Linked DNA regions of Mus musculus: region 2 is linked to region 1. Evidence: chromatin loops called from intact Hi-C (ENCODE). Cell type or tissue: heart. All regions are shown on one strand. Links, peaks and the distances in the headings refer to the core of each region. The heading gives the core; the rest is flanking DNA.

Region 1 (9,535 bases), core at 2,527-5,026:
TCTACATCTTCATCTGAAGGCTGCTAGCAGAATATTGACTTCCAGGCAGCTAGGATGAGGGTCTTAAAGACCACACCCACAGGGCCACACCCACTTCAATAGGACCACACCTTCAAATACTGCCACTCCCTGGGCCGAGCATAAACAAACCATAACAGTCTCCAACTCGTTCAAGCTCTCAGGACTATGGATCAACTGGGTAGATGGCTGATGGATTGCAACCAACACTGGCACTTAGAGATGAATGTTTTGCCGGGTGGTGTTGGCACACGCCTTTAATCCTGGCACTGAGGCGGCAGAGGCAGGTGGGTCTCTGTGAGTTTGAGACCAGCCTGGTCTGCGTTGCAGTAGGACCAACTTGAGCTTATCACTGACTATCTACAAATAGATGAGACTCAGACTGTGGTTATTTTATTTGGCTTTGACAATTACTCGGGCGTGGGAGGGGTAACCACTAACCTCCTTTTCTAACTGCTGGCCTGGTACCTCCCCCGAGGTGTGCCCCAGATACTTGCTGTTACCCTGACCATATATGCTCATGGTCAGTCTCCCCTCACGACAGCTTCCTCCCCTCCTCCTCTCCCTCCTCCTCCTCCCTCTTCTTTCTACTCCTCCACGTTCTCCTCCTCTTTCTCTCCCTCCTCTCCTTCCTCCTTTTCTTTCTCCTCCTCCTCTCCCTCCTTCCCCCACCCCCTTTTTCCTTCTCCTCCTCTTGGTTTCTCTTCTCCATCCCAACCAGGTAACTCAAAACCCACCTACCTCTAATCTCTCCAGACATTGGCTGTAGTCAATTTTATTTTAACCAATAATTTTAAATTAAGGAACAAGGTTTGCATAATAAAAGCATGTGAACAGAATTCAGTCACAGGCCTAGATCTCTGGTAAAGAATTTAGCATTATAATACATAGCAACAGAGCAAACCTTCCTGCTACAGAGTGAGTTCCTGGACAGCCAGGGCTGTCTCTGCAAATAAACAGTAAACAAAAACAAACAATAAAAAAATAAATGAATGTTTTGGTAGGTATCTTTTTTTTTAAAGGATTTATTTATTTTACTTATATGAGTACATTGTAGCTGTCTTCAGACACACCAGTAGAATGCATCAGATCCTATTACAGCTGGTTGTGAGCCACCATGTGGTTGCTGGGAATTGAACTCAGGACCTTTGGAAGAGCAGTCATTGCTCTTAACCCCTGAGCCATCTCTCCAGCCTGGTAGGTATCTTTTTTAATGGTTAAATTCGTTGAAAGGTTTTATCTAAGTGGGTATATCTGTTTTATATACAAAGATTTTTTTAAAATTATGTTCATGTGTTTGTATATGGGTTTATATGTGCACATGAGTACAGTGTCCCCAGAGGACAGAAAGACTCTGGATTCTCTCAAGCTGGACTTACAGGCAGTGGTGATCTGCCCTGTGTGGGTGCTAAAAACATGACTTGTATCTTCTATAAGAACAGTATGTGCTCCAAACTACCAAGCCATCTCTCCAGAAATATCCAGTGGCTATTTCTTATAGTTGTTACTTAAGCTTAAAAAGAACGTGCTGTATTTTGTGATTAATATCTGATGGATAATCAGCCACTTGGCAGATATTGCCCAAATTGTGTTTTATTAGACCTTACTTGAAACCAAAATGCCAGATTAATTATGTCACCTTCTATGGCTACCTGTAGGGAGAAGGGGAGAGAGAGGGAGAGAGAGAGGGAGAGAGGGAGAGAGAGAGAGAGAGGAGAGAGTTTGTGGGTGTCTGTTGGGGATCAGAGTCGTCCTCACGCTGAGATGTTTTCTGCCACAGAAACTGTACTGCCAGCTTATAGACAGCTTCAGATTCTTACAGCGGACTCCTTCACATCCTGGAAGATCAGTTCTATGCTGTCTCCTGGCCTCTGGCCTCCAAGGCACGCTACCCAGCCAGCCATATTGAACTACTTACCGTCCACTCTGGGAGGATTCTATACTTCGGCACTCCCTGTTCCTCTGGGAACCCTTGGCCAAGCCTTCTTCATTCTTCTTGGATGAGCTCAACTGTTCCCTCTGTGAAGGCCACCCTCCACTCAAGCGGCCTGGAGCCGTGCTTTCTCTCAGTCCCACAATGTCACATCCTCACACGGTCCTCACGACTTTTCTCATTCCTTCCTGCATCTCCTGTAGGCTTTTAAGAGCAGATGTTGGCCTGGCTGGGGCTGTAGCAGAGGGCTTTCCTGCCATGCACAAGATCTCAGGTTTGATCTTCAGTACCACATGAACTAGCTACAATGACACATGCTTGTAATCCCTACACTCAGGAGGCAGAGCCAGGAAGATCGGAAGTCTAAGCTCATCCTTGGCTACGTAATGAGTTCAAAGCCAGCCCAGTATACTTGAGACTCTGTCTCTGAAACATAAAAGTAATGGTTTTGGTTGGGTTTCAGCCTGGGTCAACACCGTTGTTACTCTCTTTGGGCTCAGTTATTTTTAATCTGTAAAATGGGGGAGTAAACAAAGTATTGACTGCACAGCACCTGACTTCTAGTGAGGGTCCATGCTAGCTCCTGGTATCTTCATTCTCAGACCACACACCCAGTGGGTGCTTCGTGGTGTGGTCTCTCAGGGGTTTTCCGAATTTCTCCTACATTGGAACTGCCTGGAGGCTCCTTAGGGACACCGGTGGCTGGGTCCCGCTCTGGGGACTTTAGGTCAGAGTGTCTGGATTAGAGTGTGAGGGCCCTGTATCCCTATTAAGCTTCTCTGTCAGTGCGGCATCTGCTGGTTCAGGACAAACGACCGAGAGCCCCTGAGCTGGCCACCTGGTACATAGATGTGATTAGCATGATCAAACATTTGGAGCGGAGCGAAGCTCACCGGCGCATATGCTCACCCACTCTCAGGCCTAGTGGGCCCATCAATCTAGCAGCTCAAATGGCATTCACTGAGCACCTGCTAGGCCCATGCTAGACCACCGGACAGTGTCTATGAAGCACAGAGAGGCAGTGACCTAGAGAAGCCCAGCGCCTAACGACGGTGCTGTGGTGGCTGAGCCTTGGCTCACACGGGTCCTGTTAGCAGAAACTTCATAGGCGTGGTTGGTTTGGGCATTCCTGTCAGCTGCTGTAGTCATCGTAGCTGCCTTCTCAAGGCCGAGTTCACTCAAACAGTCAGGTGAAACTGATTCTAATAATCCCATAATCCCCTTGCCTAGAAGGGCACTTATCACCTGTCACTAGTTGTAGTCCAAAGTTAACCCATAGAACAAGGCAGAGCAAAGCCTTTCGGGACCAGAGCCAGGCTGTGGCACAACACCTGTTATATGTAAGGATGCATTTCATTGTCAAGTCAGAACAATCTCTGAGAACCAAAGCCAAGGCTGTCGCAAACACCATGCGTCAGATAAATAAATACCCTTTTGGCTAGTATTAGTTGTTCATGGGAATAGGGGGCTTCTGTTTCTTAGACTCCGGCTTTCCTGTGCAGGAATGGCTGCTATTTTACTGAGTACTGATTGTGTGAGACCCACTGCACTGTTAATGGTGATCACTGCAAGCCCACTATCGCTATCTCCTTATTACAGTAGGAAGCAGAGATGCTAATTCACCCGACCGATAACATGCGTACTCGCGTGCACGTGCACGTGTGTGTGTGTGTGTGTGTGTGTGTGTGTGTAGGGGGGGCGCAGGTTGTGGGAAATTATAGAAGCAGTCAAAGGTTGCTCGAATGCTTGGCAACCACACATTCTCCCAAAAGCTTCTTGCAAGGTGGGACAGAAAGGACCAGAAATCTCACCTGGCTCCTCCTTGTTTGAAGGGCTGTGGGGATCATAGATAGCAACTGACCTGCCCGGTTTCTCTCAACTCTTCCCGTTTTCTTAGTGAAACCTGACAGTATTCTGGAAGTTAGTCAACAGACAGACTCTTGGTTCAATTTCCTGGGTAGGCAATATAGTCGGAAGCAGCTTGGTCAGTCTGCGGAACCCAGTTCCTGGGCGCCCCCATGTGGTCGGATTACGTAAAAGGCGTTTGAATGATGGTGTCACTCCCAAGACATGAGCTCCTTCAAAGGCAATAGTTGCCAGCTGGGGCCATTTTGTCAGGAAGCACCTATTTGGAAATCTGAAACAAATGCACACAGGGTCCCTGCCAATCAGCTCCTAAGAAGATGTAAGGAAACACTTAAAGTCCGCGCAGGGAGGTGGGGGACGAAGGGGGGGAATGGAGGGGGGAAGGGGAGAGGGCACACAGCTGAAACTTAGATAAACGCATCAAGAAGGCTGTGTGTGCGATCCTGTCAGGCAGCGTGACCTGTATCCTGGTTTCTGTTAAATCATGTGGTTGGCTTCCGCCTGGCAAGTGAGAGGCCCCAGGGTGCAGAGGAGCGGGAGGTAGCTTTATGGGTGGCTACACAGAAGCCAAAAAAAAAAACAAAAAAACAGTCTAACCTCTGGAGAATCGACCCCTGGCCCAGTGTCTCTGCCTCCACTACAGACTGAAGAATCAATGTCTGGACGTTGCTTGCTGTCCTTTCCCCCCTTGTTGCTAACAGGCAGTCTTTCAGGGGCCCACGCTGCTCCACAATCCACAGAGTAAACACAGTCCTGACCAGGGACAAACCCGACTCTGCACACTGTGCCAAACTGCTTACTTAAGGGCTCTAAAGAGAACGCCGAGAGTGGTTGAAGCTGAGCCCCGTCAGCAACCCAGCCCTAATCTTGGGGTTTGCACCGTGGGAAAGTGGGTAACTGCTGCCCTTTCCCTCTCCTTCCTCACAAGCAGGACAGGGAAGGATTTTCTCTTCCATTTGTGTTCATTACCACGCTGCTGCCCCTCCACCCTTGTACCGCTGGAAATGGAACACAAGGCCCCGTTTGTGCTGGGCCAGTACTGTAGCTCTGAGCTACACCCTAAGCTCCAGTTTATTGCTCCAGGACCTGGCTGGGGCTCTGGGACAGAAGAGACCACACCTGCAAGTCCTGGATGTGGACACCTAGCCTTCTTCTGGGACTTTGGGGGGAGCCAGAGGGGTACGTTCTGGACTTTTAAAATCTAATGAGACCCCCACTGCTCTGGGTGTGTGTGTGTGTCTGGACTATATCTGGATTGTTTGACTGTTTGCATGGTGCTTGGGGGGTAGGGATTGAGAGAGAGAGAGAGAGAGAGAGAGAGAGAAGAGGGGGAGGGAGGGAGAAACAGAAACAGAGAGAAACAGAGAGAGAGAGAGAGAGAGAGAGAGAGAGACCTGTGTTTAATGAGCTACAAACAAAACAGTCTCTCTCTGGCTTTCTTTTTCCCCTCCTATTTTTTGGCAGCTCTTTAGGTTTGTGGCTCCTTCCCCCCCCCCCGCCCCCCTCCCCAGGATGAATCCAAGAGTGGCCTCGGGCTGCTGGGAACAACTGCTCCTTTGAGTGAACTCTTTTATGGATATTAGGCAAACAATTTCTGTCAGCAGGAACTGGGAGGCATCACTGAGAACATGCATGCACGTGTGTGTGTGTGTGTGTGTGTGTGTGTGTGTGTGTGTGCACTTGCATGTGTGTGTGTGTAACTTGCACGCACAATGCCGGGCATCTCATCTCACTAGCTCCATCCTTGGGAAAGGCACGTCTTCTTGGCAAGAGAGAGGAGACACTTCCCTGAGCACCTACAAACAAATCAGCGAATCATTAACCGACTCATGGTGACAACGGGCACCTTTGTCCCTCTCCTCCCGCACGCACGTCTTTACTTGGTTTTTCTTTGGGGCTAGGATTCTGGGTTGTTTCGGTGCCTGTCAGGTTTGCTTCTCACTCCTCACTCCACCTGCCAGAGCTTGGTTGGGCTCTGTGGGCCGAGCTCTCAGTTTCTTGCCCCCTCTTTGTCCTGTGAACTTTCTGTGCGATTTAGGGAGTGCCTTGCTGGGGCAGTTAGTGAACTCTGCATCAGAGAAAGGATTGCAACGGAAAACGCAACCTTCACAGGAAGCACAAAACTTGCTTCTTAAACTACAGCTGGGTTTACGGTCCCAGCAATAAATCACTGAGTTTGTGGCTTAAATTTCCTGGCCTTCATAAAAACAAAAGCAAACCACAATTTCATTAAGAGTGCCCTCTTCTTCAGCCTAGGAGAAGGGAGGGACCAGGAATAAACACCCGGGAGGGGCTTTGCTGAGCTTCTCTCAGACAACCCCTCTCCCATCCCAATTTAGAAACTGGAGGTTGCTATTGCCTGGTGGCCAGAGTCAGTCACTCCCCACTGCTTCTGCGCCTCCCAATCCTGCCTGTTAATGTCTCTCATCTCAGCCTGAGGCGCCGGTGCCCTGTAAGGTGAAACTGGCCAACTTCCTCTACAGGCTGAGCTAGCCCAGAGGCTGGCAAAAGGTCACAGCAGGCGTCACCCCCAGGGATCTGCAGACAAAGGAACTGACAGCTGGCTGGTCTCATTGGTGTCAACTCAGAAGGACTGGGTAGTGTGGCCACTTCTCCCCCTCTTCCAGTTTTCCCAAGGTGCTTTTAGCACCCTACCCCAATCTTTCCAGCAAAACCTTCTAGCATGGTACGGGACTCTGAACCCGGCAAGGAACAGACAGTGATTTCCAAATCAGGTCCTGAGGATCCAGGAAACAAGTTTAGCTTAAAGGAAACCACTGCTGATCTGTATTTGAAACCCAGAATCCAGTCAGTGTGCTGGCAGGCCCCAGGCCCCAGGCCACACTGCCTTACTTCCTCCATATCTGGGGGCCTCACAGACATGGCTGCTCTCTGGATACATTTACCAGTTTTCCAGTCTGTTCTGTCCTAGGTGTGGTTCCTGTGCTCTCATTCACGCTAGGACAAGATAGATGGCAATGTTTATTTCTGACCCCTGTGAGACAGTCTCATGTTCTGCGTGCGTGTGTGTGTGTGTGTGTGTGTGTGTGTGTGTGCATGAGCGTGCATGTGTGTGTAAAACCTGCCAGTGTGTGTGTGTGTGTGTGTGTGTGCAAATTTGCTAGTCTGGCAAGAATGAATATATTCTAAAGGGACACCCGCGATCCTCTTTGACTATAGACTATGGAAACAACCAATCTCAGAAAGTTAAAATTTCCCCAGGAGACCCCAGGAGGAGAAGGAAAAGGCTGAAGCCCTGGGGTGGGGGTGGGGGATGGAGAGGGAGGGAGGAGAGGGCTGGAGGAGGAGTTTACTGGAGAGAGCATCACTGCTCCTAGGAGAGACTTGGAGCTGAGGTAGAGGTGAGCAGGGAACCGCCCCTGGGCTGAACTGCTTGGCTATGCAGTCCTGTTTTCGACTTGAAGGACCTTGAAGGCAGCCTGTGGGAGGCAGGAGAGACTCTTGAATCTTTCTCCCTCTTCCCAGTGTGGCCACATGGAAGAATCTGTTTTTTAATATTAATTTGGCTCTTTTAATTGGCTTATGAAAGACTGGAGGTCAAACCTGGTTTGCTAGGGCAGAGGCTGTGAACTGATCATATGTGCACACCAATGTATTCCTGCCTATATGAGTTTGCAGTATGAATGTTCACGAACACAGAGTCGTGTGTGAGAGTATATCTGGACACGTGTGTGGGCATTCATAGTGTACACTGTCTTCCAGCTGCTTACAAAGACGCAGCCCTTGTAGAGAGCGTTGTCAGCGAGCTGCACTTGAAGTTTAGAATCAAAAGCTTTTCTAAAATGTAATATTTTTTTATTAAATTGGGAAAAGAAAGGTACAATACAGATGACTATCAGTCAATCATATGGTACTTGGCAATTCCATCTTAATGGATTCACAGTCCAATTCAGTTCTCTGTACAAGAATTAAAAAAAAAAAACCACCTCAAGTATTCGCATAATCTGTCAATTTTTATTAACTGGGTTAGGGGAGGGTTTTTATCAGAGCACATTATGAAAACATTAGGACATTACAGACAGGCGTGAGATAAGCGTCAGACCGAACAGATGAAGCAAGTCCCTCAGCCATCTGAGAAACATTAATAATGAAATAGTGCAGAAACAAATCTTTGTTAGGGGTACCGGATGCAAAGGGAAAAAGCAGAGATCCTGGCGCCCCCTTGTGTTGCAAAATGAACCTGCACCTTTATTTCATTTTGCTGTTTCCCTTTTGAAGTTGGGAATTCATGCCCTTGTCCCTGTGCCCCAGAAGTAATTGTTTCCCCAAATCCTAGCAAGCCCTCTCCAGCAAATCACTTCCCCATTCACTGATAACTTCCAAGGACCCTATTTGAAAACCAATTCTTGCCCATTCTTCTTTACAGCCCACACATCCTGTTCCAAAAGTTGGCAGACGCCCAGCGTAGATGCCTGCCCTGAGTCCTCCTTCCCCCAAGTGTGAAATGAAATAAACCAGTCTTCCCTTCCCCTCTTCAGGCTTAGAGGATGTGGCAAGAGTGGCTACAAATCCAGATATTCTTTGTCTCATAAGCACTTTTCTTCTGCATCTTACTGGATACCTGCCATTTTTTCATAACTTAACACAAATGCCTTTATCTACCTACTTCCTCCCCCACCTGGCACTCACCAGCTCCCTTGGATCAACTGGTCAACCTGCTAAGCCATTTTTACACTTAAATGCCAGGAAAGACTGGACCAGAGACGTAAATAATACACCTCGATCTACAACAATTCAGGTTGAAGTTGTAGGCAGAATTTCATTGGCTGACCAGAAGAAGAAGAAGAAAAATATATACACAGTGTGGGTCTGGACAGTAGATGGAGTGGGAGGAGAACCCAGTGGGAACTGGGTGATTTTGTTTACTTGGATTTTCCAACTGGTCCGATGGAGACCGGGTCCGTTTGCACCTGAGCATCCGACATCCGCTTTGGTCCCTGGAGAAAAACATAAAGCAGCCAGCGTGAGGCCAACAGCAGCGAGGGGGACTTATCACGTGCTTATTCTACGTAAATATGACAGTGCTCATGGGCGGATGTCTAGCTTTAATACCTAGCGACGTTGCTTCCTGGGTTTGTGAAATCCTAGACACATTATGATTTGATTTTAAAATGGGAGTGCTCAAACCCAACTCTGAGAGGTGCTCCCAGATAAAGTGTGCTCAAAGTGTGACACATATTAGAGCAGTCCTGGGGTCGGGGGTCAGGGGTCAGAGGCCAGGGTGGGACTTGCTATTCTAGTTCATTCTACATCCCTAGCCACTGTCAATAGCTCATTCTTTCAGGTTCTAACAAAATGGTGCCCTGATTTGTTCCCCAGCACTATCTGAAGTGACCTTACTCTGTTTGACCTGACATCCTCCTCCTCTGTGGGTTCAGTCTGCTGCCTCCTCGGGACCATTCGAGTGCCCCGGCATGTGGAGGTTGCACCTCACTACTGTCCCAGTGTGGCAGGTGGATGCGTGCAGTCTTGCACCACTACTGTCTCACCCTTTCCCCCACGGGTTGCTGTTGGTCATGGTGTTTATCACAGCAATAGAAAGCAAACTGCAACAGAATTGCAGCTGTTACCATGACCTCAATTTGACAACGGGGGAAACTGAGGCACGAAGGGGTTGGGTTGAGTGACTCAGCCAAGGACACAGAGCTAGGAGGCAGCCAGAGCAGAACTGCAGTGGAGTGGCTTGGCAGCATAGGT
Region 2 (9,535 bases), core at 2,622-5,121, 77 kb before region 1:
CCTCTGCATCTGCTCTGTCCTGGAAGGCTCCAGATAGTTCCACGGAGGGGCCCAGGCAGCCTGGGTGGCCTGAGAAGGTTTGGTGGGCTTAAGAAGTAGCGGTTAGCCAACCAGTATGGAAATCTCCCCCACACTCTGGCCACCAGTATAGTCATTCTGGTTGGAGCTGTCAGGCACTGGCCCTGCTTCCAGGTGCCCTCTCCCCCCCCCCCCCCCCCCACCGCTATTCGTGGCTATAAACACTTACAGTTTTAAAGTGCCTCTTACCGGACTTTCTTGGAAATTTTTTTTTTCTGGAGACTAAAAGCAATAGATAATATTTGTGAGTTAAGTCTCCATGCTAGGGTCTTTGCACCTGATGCCAACAGTCCTCCTAGGGAGACCTTAAGGTCTGTTCTTCACACACATTTTACAGCTTGAGAAATAGACTCAGAGACTCAATAATGATCTAAGGTCACATAGCAGACCTGGGGTAGGGTGGAGGTGGGGGATTCAAAGCTGGTTCTATTAGCCCAGCAAGCCCCTTCTGGGTTTCTTTCAATTTTAGTGGACGTGTAGATGCTGTGGGAACCCACAGGCCACAGTGCACATGTTGGCACGAGTACACCTGGAAATAGCTGGAGACAGGAGCTCCAGTGCTCAGGAGGCAGAGGGAGGAGATCTTCTGTGAGTTCAAGGCCAGTCTGGTCTCTATTGAGAGTTTCAGGTTAACGTGAGATACATAGGAAGGACTTGTCTTAAGTGAATAAATACATAAAAAATTTAAAAAGTATTCATGACACAGGGCTGTGGAGCCTGCTTAGACTTCTCGTATGCAAATGGACCTGAGATGTGAACCTCTGCACCCATGTGAAAAAGCCAGGTGTGGACCTAAACCCTGGCACTGGAGGAGGAGGACAGAGACAGGATCACTGGGTCTTGCAGTCACAAGCCTAGTGGACAAACATGCTCCAGGTTCAGGAGAGGCCCTGCAGAAGGGACTCCGGCCCCTGAGGACAGATCAAGGAAAAAACACTTGACATCTTTCTCTGACCTCCATCTGCACAGAGGCACTCCCCCTCCCCCCACGCACACCAGACCTCCCCTGAAGAACACATAGGAGAAACATGTGTGACCAGCAGCTGGGCCGCTGAGCCCATCAGTAAAATGGGATTCATGATACTGTTGGTTATCAACGCAGCCAGGCTGGCTGCCAGTGAGCTCCAAGGATCCTGAGTGCTGGGATTACAAAAGAGCAGTGGCCTGGCTTTTTATGTAGGTCATAGTAGCGACCAGTAGCTGATGGCTACAGCCTCTATTCCTTTGGAAAACACTGAGGCACCTATATAATCCTTCCTTCCTTCCTTCCTTCCTTCCTTCCTTCCTTCCTTCCTTCCTTCCTCTCTTCCTTTCTATCTTTCTTTCTTCCTTTCCTTCTCTCTCTCTCTCTCTCTTTCTTTCTTTCTCTCTTTCTTTCTTCTTCCTTCCTTTCTTTCTCTCTTCCTATTTCTCTTTCTTTCTTTCTTTCTTTCTTTCTTTCTTTCTTTCTTTCTTTCTTCTCTCTCCCTCCCTCCCTCCCTCCCTCCCTTCCTTCCTTCCTTCCTTCCTTCCTTCCTTCCTTCCTTCCTTCCTTCCTTCCTCCCTTCTGCTGCTTAAAAATATATTTATTTAACTTTAGTTTGTTTTTTGATAGGCATGTCTGTTTTGTCTTCATGTATGTCTATGTGCCAGATATGTTCTTTATGTCCCAGAGACCAGAAGAGGATGTGGGAGCCCCTGGGACAGGAATTGCAGATGGTTGTGAGTTGCTATGTGGGCACTGGGAATGGAACCTCTTGTCTACCAGAAGAGCAGCTGGTGCTCTTGACTGCTGAACTAGCTACGTCATGTCTAGCCTTAGTGTTTTTCATTTTTATCAATGAGCTACACTACAACTCATTACATTCATTTATTCATGTGTGTGTATGTGTGTGTGTGTGTGTACGTACATGTGTGTGTGTGTGTGTGTGTGTGTGTGGTATGTAGGATGTGTGTGTGCACGATGTGGTGTGTGTGTGCATGCTGTGGGGTATGTGTGTGTGTGTATGTGTGTGTGTGTATGCTTGCTATGGTATGAGTGTGGAACTCTGAGAGCAACTTGGTGGGTTGTCTTCTTCTGCTGCTGGGAACTGAACTTAGTTCCCCAGCTCAGCAGTGAGTGCTTTTGCTTGCCAAGCCGTCTCACCGGCCTTAGCATTCTCATAAGAGCAATATTCACTGATTAGTTTCTGCACTAGTCAAGACCCTTGCTTGAAAAACTGCAGAAGGCCAGTTCAGATCAGCTTATATAAAACCCATAAGACAAATCTTCCTCCAGAGATGGGATTTACAGGCACACTTGTCTCAAAAGCCTAGGACTTGGGGCCTGATTCACCCTTGTGGGAACATCACATCATGGCTCATAAGTAACTGTACTTACATGTCAATCAAAAATGAAATAAAAACACCAACAAAGAGTCCTGTGTTTCCCTGACCCTGGGCCTTTTAATTTCTCTTGCTTCTCCCTTACCTTTGCCAGTCTGGGCAACCATTGATCTCAGAGAAACTGACATCTTTCCTAAGCATCTCTAGTAGAGTCCTGGGGAAGAGACTCTTGCTGGCCAAGCTGGGGGACATGCAGGAGTCATCTTGGTTCAAAGGTCAAAGGAGGGCCAGCCCCACAGGATCACCTAACTTTCTCCTAAGGCATTCACAGGATCACCCTAGGCATGGCTGTTCTGGGAGGCAGAACACTTTGGTGAGGTTGAGTGTGGCCCCGTGAAGGAGAGAAGGTAGAACAACCCCCCTCTCTCCTCATAACAGATTAAAAGGTCTCTGGATGTTTCCAAATGCCCCTTGCGGGAGGAAGTGACCCCTCCAGCGCCACAGATGGAGTAAGAATGTAGAAGCGCTCTACACTTGAGTTGTAGCTCAGTGCTAGGTTACTAACCTAGTGTGTGCGAGATCTGTCAGCATCACACAGGAAAAAACTCACTGGTCAGCTTTCTGTTACTATTACAAATACTGGAGACAATGGCTTTATAAAGCAGAAAGGTTTGCTTGGGCTCATTTAGTTTCAGAGATTCCAGTCTGTGGTTGGCTGGCTCTGTTGCCAGCCTTGGACACGCCCCCAGCAACTTGAAGACCTCTTAACCATGACCACCTCTTTAAAAGTCCCATCAGGGCTGGTGAGATGGTTCAGTGGGTAAGAGCACCCGACTGCTCTTCCGAAGGTCCGGAGTTCATATCTAGCTCTCAAATTTAGGAAGTAGTTTCCCATGGGAATGGAGACTGGTAAGCCAATGGCTCCTACACTGTTAATGTCCCGAGGGGTGTACACAGCCTTACTGCTAACCTCAGCCGTGACTGAAAGTCATTGAGGCCGTTTACAGTTCCTTCAAAATAATTCTAGAAGGGAATTCATAAAAATGGGTAACATCTGGAGAGATGGCTCAGCGGTTAAGAGCACTGACTGCTCTTCCAGAGGTCCTGAGTTCAATTTCCAGCAACCACATGGTGGCTCACAACCATCTGTAATGAGATCTGATGCCCTCTTCTGGTGTGTCTGAAGAGATCGGCAGTGTACTTACATACATTAAATAAATAAATAAATAAATAAATAAATAAATAAATAAATAAATATTTTAAAAAATGGGGCTAGAAAGATGGCTCAGTGGTTAAGAGCACTGGCTGCTCCTGGAGAGGACTCAACTTCTGATCCCAATACCCTACCCACACTGCCCCTCCTGACTACCCATGTAATTTTAGTTCCAGAGGATCTGACGCCCTCTTCTGGCCTCCCAAGGCACTGCACCACATGATGTACAGCCATTTAGGCAGACACTCATACACATAAAATAAAAATAAATAAATCTTGAGAGAGAAAAAAACCAACCCAGACATATTTATTTGTAAGCCTGTGAGTTGTCTATGGATACAGTCCCAGATCCGGAGGAACTGAGAAGCCCACTTCCCGAGGCGTATTGTAAACAGAAAGGAACGCCAAGACCGGTTTGGCCACACCTTGCGCTAGGTGCGTGATCTGTCTTCGGTTATTTGATCTCTTCCGTCCTGGTTGTCGCCAATCTTAAAGACGATTAATGATGCCAGACCAATTAATGATGTATGTGAGACTCCAAAATGCCAGGGAGTTGGGGTGTTATTTAAGCTCGTTCTTCAATTATTTGACTAAGAGGCACACTTGAGTGATTTCTTTTAGAATCAAAGCCTTACTTCTCTCCCCCTCCCCCTCCTCCTCGTCCTCCCCGCTTCCTTTTCATTTGTTGGCTAACACAGAGAGAGCAATGTTATGGTAAAAGGGATCCTTTTTCATTTTTTTAGATCGTTCTGAGAGGTAAGTTTTGCTCACCTGGTTTATTGCCAATCTCTTGCGTTCCCGGTGTTGAAAAAACAGAGGGGTAAGGTAGGGCTTATTTACAGTTCAGTGGTTCCTAGAACCAACACAACTGTTCCCTCGTGGAGACAGAAATTATGTCCCAATGAAACGCACCGAATATAGTCTCAATTCTGTGACTCCGTTCCCTCTTGCTAACACTCCAACCAGTTAAATCGGGGAGATTTAAGCTCCTGGTCTTTGTCTGAACACATCGGAAAAGCCAGAAAACGTTGGAACAAATTGTGGAGCCCAGTTGTAAGCGAAGGGCGGAAAAGCAGTCCAGAAACAAATGACCTAATCCGGTGTCAGAGGCAGCGGCTTAATGACTCCTGTCTGAAGAGAGACTTCCAGGACGGGTTCCTTCCTAAGTGAGCAGGAGAAAATTGGCCTTTTTGATGTAAGGCAGTTGAGGGAAAATTTCTGCTTTTGCCTCTAGGAGTAAATGTGCTTTGATTCTGATTAGATTTGTAATTTATTAAGCTTCTCCTTGCTGTTTGCACTTAGAGATACCAAGTTTGTTCTTTCTACTTGTAGAGACAGGCTTTTTTTGGGGGGGGGGCAGGGAGGTGACATTAGTTATTGTCATTGCCCCTTAGGAGGTTTTTAGTTTTAGTTGTTTTACTTCTGAACCTTGTTGCAGGGGCTGGGAGTCAGCTGTTAGAATGCTCACCTAGCAGGCGGAGGCCCTGAGCTCAGTCAACAGAACCTTGTAGGAGTAGTGGGCTCCACTGTCCTGCCAGCGTTTGGGAGGCAGAAGCAGGAGGATCAGAAGTTCAAGTCCACCCCCAGCTTTCTAGTAAGTCCAAGGCCAGCCAGGGCTACAGGAGACCCTGTCTCAAAACAAAACAACAACACACAAAAAAAAAAATTGCGACAGGGAACACATACACTGTAGAAGTTGTAAAAACGTCTCCCAGGATGCTATCTTCTCACCAGAAGCTTTTGTGTGCATTCTGGAAAATTCCAGTGTTTATGAAGTTGGAGGCTCCACGCTGATATTTATCAGGATTTAAATTTGAATCATGCATAGCACAGGAAAAAAAAGAATGGGGGCAGGGTCTTGATTTTTATTATGTGTTTGGAGAGGCGCTTCAGTGTTTACAGTCTGGGAACAGGATCCCAGCGGAATCCTTTCTGTTGTCAGGGAGGGGCCAACATTCCCGTGTCCACCCACTCACCCAGAGGCAGCCTGGTTTTGGAGTGGAAATAACACTCTTATACCTAATAGGACCCGGGAGATCTGCCCCGACTGCCTGCCGGTTTCTACAGTTGGAAATTACAAAAGCCAGCAGCCGATATCAACCTTCTGCCTGCTGACTTGCCAGAGAATCTCCCATCTCTTTCTCTTGGGCTACAAGGACTTCCTTCCTTCTGGACAAAATACTGGCATAGCCTAGGAGGTTGCAAGTTGGTTGCTGAGTCCATTGGGGTTTTGTTTACTGGTTTTGTTCTGAGTAGAGAACAGATCTTACATTTGGAGACTTTTGGAGACACGTGTGTCAAGAGGGGAGATAGATTAGAGTGTGTGCACTGGGGTGGAGCCGGTGGGTAGAATCACAGCGCTTCTCCCAGTGTGTTTTCAGATCACATATATTGACCACACATAGTGAGCAGGATTGGTTATTGCAAGCTTTGACCTTTATAAGCACGGGCCTGGGAATAATAACTCAAATGGTTCTTCAAGGTTCCCCGAGAACTCTGACCACACCCCATTTTTAAAGCTTAACATACAAGTGACTGGAACAGATTTCTCCCGATTCCCATAGATAATGTCTCCCAAAATACTTCATCTAAGTGAGTCACCGCTCACAGACTGACCAGGAAGCCAATGGCTACTCTTTTATTTTTGAGTCACTAGGGAAAAGCTGGAAACAAGGAAATTCAGCAGGGGCTGGGGAGACGGCTCAGTTGGCAAACTGCTTGATGCACAGATATAAAGCCCTGAGTTTGATTCCTGAGAATGCATGTACAATGCCAGGCATGGTGACCTACGTCTATAATCCCAGAGCTGAGGTACCAGAGGCAAGGAGGATCCCAAGGGCTTGCTGTACCAGCTATCCAGCCTGCTTAGGAGCTTTGGGCTGGGCAGTGGTGGCACACGCCTTTAATCCCAGCACTTGGGAGGCAGAGGCAGGTGGATCTCCGAGAGATGGAGGCCAGCCTGGGCTATGCAGTGATTTCCAGGACAGTCGGGACTACACGGAAAGACTTTGTCTAAAAACAAAAAGAACCAACCAACTAACCAACCAACCAATAAACAATCAGTCCTTTTCCCCAAACCATAACAAGGTGTGTGACTCAGTCATTAAAAGCCTTTAGCTGCTCTTGTAGGGGACCCGAGTTTGGTTCCCAGCACAAATGTGAGGAAACCACATGTTACTCCACCTCCCGGAGGTCTGGCTGTCATGAGTGCCTACATATGTGTGGACACAACCACTCATAAGCACAGACTGGTAATTAAGAAAATAATAAAAAGAAAAAAATTTAAAAGTGATTTGAGACAGGGTTCCTCTGTGTATGTAGCTGTGGCTGTCCTAGAACTCACTTTGCAGACCAGGCTGGCCTTGAACTCATGTACAGATCCACCTGCTTCTTAACTGCTGGGTCTAAAAGGAGTTCACCACCGCACTCAGCTATACATCTTAAAACAAAACAAACAAAAATCCAAGGTGGATAGTTTTTGATGTCCTCTGACTTCTGAACACTTATGTACACACACATGTGCGTGGGCACACATATGTGTATGAACCCACAGGACCATTGTTCATACTCATACACACAATATCTAAGCAAAAAACAACAAGAAAGCAAATGTTCTTTGACCTTCTTTTGTGCGGAGTAGAAAAGGAAAACAGACTGGGGACTGGAGCTAAGTGCTTCGGCTCCCATAAAACCACAAATCTGGGAATTAAGAAAACAGAGGAATATTTTCTCAGTGGTAGGAACAGTCTTGATTCTTAGCAGTCGGTTTGCCTGCTCTGTATCAAGGCTCGGTGTGTGGGGTGTGGTGTCAGCACATGTGATCTTTGCCATGACCAGGGTTCTCGGTGAAAAAACGTTCCAAGGATTTATTTTATTGGATTTGAACCCACTAAAATACAGCCTTTGAGCCCTGCACAAAATCTCACTGTTCCAATACCAAATGAACCCAGAGTTCATTGTCAAGCTTGCTGGAAGGTAGGGGGCCCGTGGCACCTGTAAGTGACAGGCTATTCTAATAAACAGCTCTCAGATGGGGTGCACTAGGCACGATCAAAGTTCAAGGGCTTTTTACAGTTTCAACAGGCCCCATGGCTTCACCCTGTGTTTACTTTCATTTCTGTCTAATCAGGGTTTAAGTTCTTACAGTGTACCTCGCAGAGGAGCTCAAATTCCCCAAGCCGGTAGTAGTCACACTCCTATGGAGGGGATTTAAAGAGGATCGAGACACTATATAAACAGAATTTCCATGACTGTGTGCTTATTCTGTAGATACAGGAAGTACGATGATGTTGGATATGACCTCGATGGACACAGAGTGTTGATTGTGCCCTATCTCTGTTGTCATCAGAGGTAGGGATTTATTTTATCAGAATTAAATAAAAACACACCCTGTGGCTGCTGATAGCTACAGAGGAAGGAAAATCTATTTGTTCAGTCTTTATACTTGTGCTTCAGAAAAATTATTCTCTGGGTCATTTACAGGAACAAACTAGTCCCGGCTTCTAAGTCTAGAGGAATCTCATAGATATTCCCACCACATAATAAAAGATTCACTTTCATTTATGTGTCTGTGTCTGTGTGCGCATAAGTGCAGAAGTCTTTGGAGTCCTGGAGTTGAGGTTACAGTTGATTGTCAGCCTTTTGGTGTGGGTGCTGGGAGCGTGATTTGAGTCCCTCTGGAAGACCAGCAAGTGCTCTTAATTATTGGGCCATCTCTTCAGCCCCTATTTACAGCATGTGGTTTCTCTACCCGATGCTACTGATGGTAGCGTGGAGAACGCTGACCATGAACTGTTCTAGAAAGCAAGATTTATCTATTATCTATTGGAACTGATAATACCGTTATCTATTACTGATTTCTCAAATATTAGTTTCCCAGAAAGGTTCCTTAGACACACTTCCAGATCCCGACCAGTTCTCTCCAAGTTCTGAGCGCCACTTTTCTATAGTACACGGATTCTCTTAACACATGTACTTTTTAAAAAACATTTATTTATTATAAAGAAGTACACTGTAGCTGTCTTCAGACACACCAGAAGAGGGCATCAGATCTCACTACGGGTGGTTATGAGCCACCATGTGGTTGCTGGGATTTGAACTCAGGACCTTCGGAAGAGCAGTCAGTGCTCTTACCCTGCTGAGCCATCTCACCAGCCCCAACACATGTACTTTTATTTACTTGTTTATAAAATCTAGAACCTTATTTTATTGGGCAATAAAAATACAATATGTGCTAAAATATCAGCTTGCTAAGGAAGATGTACCCATGAGCCCAAATATGGTATTACTGTTACGGGGATGGGGGGAGGGGAGGCATATCTGACTGATTTCTGACTGGATTTGGAGTCTGCTCCACAGAAGAGGATTTCAAATCTGTTACTATATCCTAATCTAAACCTTCAGTTGAGAAGATCATGGACCCAGGAATCTGCTAGGTTATTTTGCTAAATGGACCTTGTGGTCGTTTGAATAAGAATGTGCTGCATAGGTTCATGTATTTGAGTACTTAGTCACCAGGGAGTGACACTGTTTGGGAAGGACTAGAAAGATGAGGAGGTGTGGCTTTGTTGGAGGAAATGTGTCACTGGGGATGGGCTTTGGGGTTTCAAAAGCCCACACCAGGCCCAGGGTTCCTCTCTTCCTGCTGTCTGCAGAGCTCCCAGCTACCCCTCCAGCACCATGGCTGCCTACAAGCTGCCACGCTTATGATAATGGACTGAACCTCTGAAACTGTAAGCCAAGTCCCCCAGTTAAATGCTTCCTTTTAAAGAGTTGCCTTGGCCATGGTGTCTCTCTTCACAGCCATGCAACAGTGGCTAAGATGGTCCTGTTGTCGCATTGCCTTTGAAATGTTTATGTTTATACCCACAGACCTGGCGCGCTCCCCACCTCAGTCAGAGCAGCTTGCTCTGGCAGCGGGCTGCAGGCATGGAGAGATGT

What was found. Peaks named below come from ENCODE experiments on the same cell type or tissue, not always from the same donor. Only the 100,000 strongest peaks of a DNase experiment are listed, where the experiment ranks them.
Region 2: a loop joins it to region 1, with 1.9 times the contacts of the local background. A loop is called at or near these places in 8 of 42 quality-filtered maps.

The regions. Positions count from the first base shown.
Region 1 is chr2:170,339,374-170,348,908 of GRCm38, forward strand. Bcas1 (breast carcinoma amplified sequence 1) reads right to left here. Exons shown (of 13, transcript NM_029815.2): 13 at 7,618-8,775. The coding sequence ends at 8,701. Among named protein-coding and RNA genes, the nearest start is that of Gm39999, 6.6 kb to the left of the region's middle. In heart, for the core only: a CTCF peak has its summit at 3,971 (motif pointing left); a DNase peak (open chromatin) is centred at 3,988; H3K27ac peaks cover 604 bases.
Region 2 is chr2:170,262,731-170,272,265 of GRCm38, forward strand. No RefSeq gene overlaps it. Among named protein-coding and RNA genes, the nearest start is that of Gm34542, 52 kb to the right of the region's middle. In heart, for the core only: a CTCF peak has its summit at 3,817 (motif pointing left); no DNase peak of the experiment used is centred there; H3K4me3 peaks cover 1,388 bases; H3K27ac peaks cover 1,316 bases.